Regions from separate parts of the Homo sapiens genome. Here region 2 is linked to region 1. A link is an interaction called in ENCODE POLR2A ChIA-PET data of the cell type or tissue named here. Cell type or tissue: PC-3. All regions are shown on one strand.

Region 1 (2,500 bases):
CCATCCTGGCCAACACAGTGTCTCTACTAAAAATACCAAAAATTAGCCCCGTGTGGTGGCGGCGCCTGTAATCCTGCTACTCGAGAGGCTGAGGCAGGAGAATCACTTGAACCTGGGAGGTGGAGGTTGCAGTAAGCCGAGATTGTGCCACTGCGCTCCAGCCTGGGTGACAAGAGTGAGACTCTGTCTCAAAAAAAAAAAAAAAGAAAAAAGAAGATGATCTGAATAGCATTGCAGCAGTGAAGGTGCTCCAGACACACAGGCCCACCCAGCAGGAAACACTGTTCCATAATATTTCATAACAAGATAAAAGATACTCAGAAGATGACGGAAGCTGTGAAAGAACAGCATAAATCAGAAATAGAAAAGCCCAGGCCAGGCTCAGCGGCTCACAACTGTAATCCCACCTACTTGGGAGGCTGAGGCATGAGAATCACCTGAACCTGGGTGGTGGAGGTTGCAGTGAGCCAAGATCGTGCCACTGCACTCCAGCCTGGGCGATAGAGCAAGACTCAGTCTAAAAAAAAAAAAGCCCAGAAATGTGGTAATCAGACAAAAGGAGGTTGTAAAAAATTGCCTGTGGAGCTCAGAAATGAATTATAAGGAAAAAACAATGTTTTTAATGAAGACTAAACTATAAGAAGTGTACAAGTGAGTAGACACCATGGAAAGTGCAGTATTTGGAAACAGATGACAGAAAAGAAAAAAGCAAACAGAGATGAAAAGGCGTTCTGACAAATTGAATATGGCAAAGAAGACTGAACTTACATACAGCTGATGAAGAGGCATTTTGACTTGGGCCAGGCGCGGTGGCTCATGCCTATAATCCCAGCACTTTGGGAGGCTGAGGAGGGTGGATCACCTGAGGTCAGGAGTTCGAGACCAGCCTGACCAACATGGTGAAACCCTGTCTCTATTAAAAATACAAAAATTAGCCAGGCGTGGTGTCAGGTGCCTGTAATCTCAGCTACTCGGGAGACTGAGGCAGGAGAATTGCTTGAACCCGGGAGGCGGAGGTTGTGGTGAGCTGAGATCGTGCCACTGCACTCCATCCTGGGGGACAAGAGCAAAACTCCATCTCAAAAAAAAAAAGAAAGGAAAGGCGTTCTGACAATTGAATATAGGCAAAGAAGATCCAACTTACACACAGCTGGAGTCCCTGTTTCCATCATCTGTTGCTGCGTGACAGATCTCCCCAAACTTGAGGTCCCCATTCATCACCCCTTGTGTTTCTGTGGGTTGGCTGCGTGATTCTGCTTTTCTGACCGAGGTGCCCTCAGGTGGTCACAGCCCCGTAACATCTAGAAACCTCTGATGGTCCGCGTGGCCTTCCATGTCCGGCAGTTCATCCCAACTGTCAGCTGGGGCTCCTTAGTTCTCCTGCATGTGTGTCATCCAGGAGGCCTAGCATGTGCCTGTAGTCCCAGCTCCTTGGAAGGCTGAGGCTGGAGGATCACTTGAGCCCAGGAGTTGGGTGCTGCAGCGAGCCATGATCATGCCAGCACGCTCCAGCCTGGGCAACAGAGTGAGACCCCATCTGTTAAAAAAAAGAGAGAGGCCGGGCACAGTGGCTCACACCTGTAATCCCAGCATTTTGGAAGGCCGAGGGGCAGATTACCTGAGGTCAGGAGTTCGAGACCAGCCTGGCCAACATGGTGAAACCCCGTCTCTACTAAAAATACAAAAATTAGCTGGGCATCGGGGCGGGCGCCTGTAATCCCAGCTACTCGGGAGGCTGGGGCAGGAGAATCGCTTGAACCCGGGAGGCAGAGGTTGCAACGAGCCAAGATCACGCCACTCCACTCCAGCCTGGGCGAGAGAGCGAGACTCCATCTCAAAAAAAAAAAAAAAAGAGAGAAAGACAAGGAAGTGGGGAGGAGAATAAGGGGGAAGGGACCCCATGAGTACAGACCAGGAACGAATGAGTTCTGCACCCCTCTCTCACCTCCCCCAGGTGCTGACCCCAACCCTTCAGAGCCCTGCTCCCCCTGCCCCGGCTCCTCCTGCCCCGTCCCCCATGCCTTGCCATTCTCCTTCAGCCTGGCTGCCCTGTCCCCCATGCCTTGCTGGTGCCCCTCAGCCTGGCTGCCTTGCTGGGCCGCCGTGCATGAAGAGCTGCTTCTTGGTGGCTCCCTGCTGGCCGGACCCGTCCCTCCCAAGCTGAGCCACCAGCGCGTTGAGTAGCAGCCCTGTTTCATAGCATATCTCCCCTTCTGTGCAAAATAGTCACTGGAACGGGGAGTTTCATTTGGCATAACGTAAAGTACACATTCCGGATTTAAGGTTCCCAGGAGAAATAGAAGTAGCAACTCCCACAGTCTCCACAGGCTGAAAGGGAAGGCGTCTCCCTGCTGTGGACTTGCCACATCGTGCTCCAGCAGCCACTTCTTCCTAACCCCTCCCTGTTTACCCCCCAGATTTTTCCTCTGTTCCGTGCGCTAGGTGCAAACGGCCTCCTCATTGAGTATGAAGACATGTTTCCCTACGAGGGCCCTCTGAG
Region 2 (2,500 bases), 200 kb after region 1:
CAGAACCACAAATTCAATTTAAAGATTTTTCATTGTAAATAAAGAGTATGAGAGGGCTAAGCAAAGCTACCTCGCATGAGACCTCCTCATAATCAAGACATCTGCTGAACAACTTTACCAACTGTCCATCCATCATGGTACGCGCTACCGAAAATGCAATGCAAAATTAACGACTTTACCAACTGTCCGTCCGTCAGGGTACACGCCACCGAAAATGCAATGCAAAATTATAAAATTTAAAAGCTGCTCCATCAGCAACAGCGTAAAAATATTAAAAAACGGAGGAATAAGTTAACAGATGTACAAGACCTATCCATGGACTGTAACATCTTGCAAAGGAAGACCACAGAAGATCTGAGAGAGAGCTGGTCTTGTGATCGTGGGCTGGAAGATTGGCTATTACTATCTAACTCATCTACAGTCAGTGTGATCACAGCTAACCTCTCAGAAAGGGTTCTTGAAGAAAGACAAGCTGATACTAAGAATTATAAGGAAAAATAAAGGCACTGGAACAGCCCAAATTTTTTATTTTTTTGAGACGGAGCCTGGCCCTGTCACCCAGGCTGGAGTGTACAGTGGCGTGATCTCGGCTCACTGCAAGCTCCGCCTCCCAGGTTCACGCCGTTCTCCTGCCTCAGCCTCCCGAGTAGCTGGGACTACAGCCACCTGCCACCATGTCCAGCTAATTTTTTGTATTTTTAGTAGAGATGGGATTTCACCATATTAGCCAGGATGGTCTCAATCTCCTGACCTTGTGATCCACCTGCCTTGGCCTCCCACAGTGCTGCGATTACAGGCATGACCAAAAATTTTTTTTTTTTTTGTAAAGTAAGAAGATTGCAAGACTTATATTACCTAATTTCAGATTTACTTTAAACCTCTTATCAAGGCAGGATGGTACTGGGATAAAGACAGAAACACAGATCAATGGAAGAGAACAAAAAGTCCAGAAAAAAAACCTTGTATTTATTTAATCAAAACAAAGGTACCAAGCTTAGATATCCACATAGAACAGAAAGGAACCCAGGCGTGTGCCTCACTCTGAATACAAAATGTACTTGAAATGGATCGAAGATTTAACTTTAGATGAAAAGCTACCAAATGTGTAGAAGAAAACATAAAAGAAATCTTTTAGCAATACTTGCAAAAGTGTGCCAGGGAAAAGGCTAAATCTACAACATATAAAGAATTCTTACGGCCGGGCACAGTGGCTCACGCCTGTAATCCCAGCACTTTGGGAGGCCAAGGAAGGCGGATCACCTGAGGTCAGGAGTTTGAGACCAGCCAACATAATGAAACCCCGTCTCTACTAAAAATACAGAAATTATCCAGGCGTGGTGGCGGGTGCCTGTAATCCCAGCTACTTGGGGGACTGAGGCAGGAGAATCGCTTGAACCCAGGAGGCGGAGGTTGCAGTAAGCTGAGATCGCACCACTGCACTCCAGCCTGGGCAACAGAGCGAGACTCTATCTCCAAAAAAAAAAAAAAAACAAACAAAAAAAATGGGGCTGGGCGCGGTGGCTCACGCCTGTAATCCCAGCACTTTGGGAGGCCGAGGCAGGTGGATCACGAGGTCAGGAGATCAAGACCAGCCTGGCCAACATGGTAAAACCCCGTCTCTACTAAAAATACAAAAATTAGCCAGGCATGGTGGTGTGCCTGTAGTCCCAGCTACTCAGGAGGCTGAGGTGGGAGAACTGCTTGAACCTGGGAGGCAGAGGCTGCAGTGAGCCGAGATCATGCCACTGCACTCCAGCTTGGGCAACAGAGGAAGACCCCATCTCATATTAAAAAAAAAAAAAAAAAATTCTTACATCTCATTATAAGATAAACAACCGGCTAAAAAATGGGCAAAACATCTGGGGCACTTCCCAAAAGATCTCGAAAGGGAAGAACCACAGGGAAAGATGTCGCCACCGCCAGTCCTCAGAGAAATGCAAACCAAAACCACAAGGAGATGCCGTTACCAGTGAGATATCATCACACACGCACGGAACGGCTACAGCTAGAAAGACCGACAATGCTGGAACACTCATAAATCATGGATGAGACGCAAGGGGACACAGCCACTCTGGAAAATAAACGGCCGCATTTTATAGTCAGACACAACCACAACATGGTTGTGACCGGGCAGTCGAACCCTCAGGATCGACCCAAGAGACATGAAACTACCCACACAAAGGCTGCTATGGGAACATGCACGACACTCCTCCTTCCTAATAGCCAAAACACGGCCGAAGGGACCAACAAAGTAACACACATACACACACACAGAGGACAAATACATGTAAAAAAACAAAACCTGAGGGTTGAGTGGGGAGGGGACTGTCCCAAGAAAGTTTTCCAGGAGAAGAGACTGTTCTTTTTTTCTTTAGTCTCACTCTGTCGCCCAGGCGGGAGTGCAGTGGCACAATCTCGGCTCACCGCAAGCTCCGCCTCCCGGGTTCAAGCAATTCTCCTGCCTCAGCCTCCCAAGTAGCTGGGACTATGGGCACCCGCC

Evidence for each region. Peaks named below come from ENCODE experiments on the same cell type or tissue, not always from the same donor. Only the 100,000 strongest peaks of a DNase experiment are listed, where the experiment ranks them.
Region 2: POLR2A ChIA-PET joins it to region 1 with 11 read pairs; 3 of 35 experiments call an interaction of 5 or more read pairs at or near these places.

The regions. Positions count from the first base shown.
Region 1 is chr17:82,421,977-82,424,476 of GRCh38, forward strand. HEXD (hexosaminidase D) reads left to right here. Exons shown (of 13, transcript NM_001330542.2): 3 at 2,418-2,500. Among named protein-coding and RNA genes, the nearest start is that of HEXD-IT1, 2.1 kb to the right of the region's middle. RefSeq lists an enhancer at 2,007-2,500. In PC-3, no CTCF peak of the experiment used is centred here; no DNase peak of the experiment used is centred here.
Region 2 is chr17:82,621,914-82,624,413 of GRCh38, forward strand. All of the region lies in intron 5 of WDR45B (WD repeat domain 45B), which reads right to left. Among named protein-coding and RNA genes, the nearest start is that of WDR45B, 25 kb to the right of the region's middle. In PC-3, no CTCF peak of the experiment used is centred here; no DNase peak of the experiment used is centred here.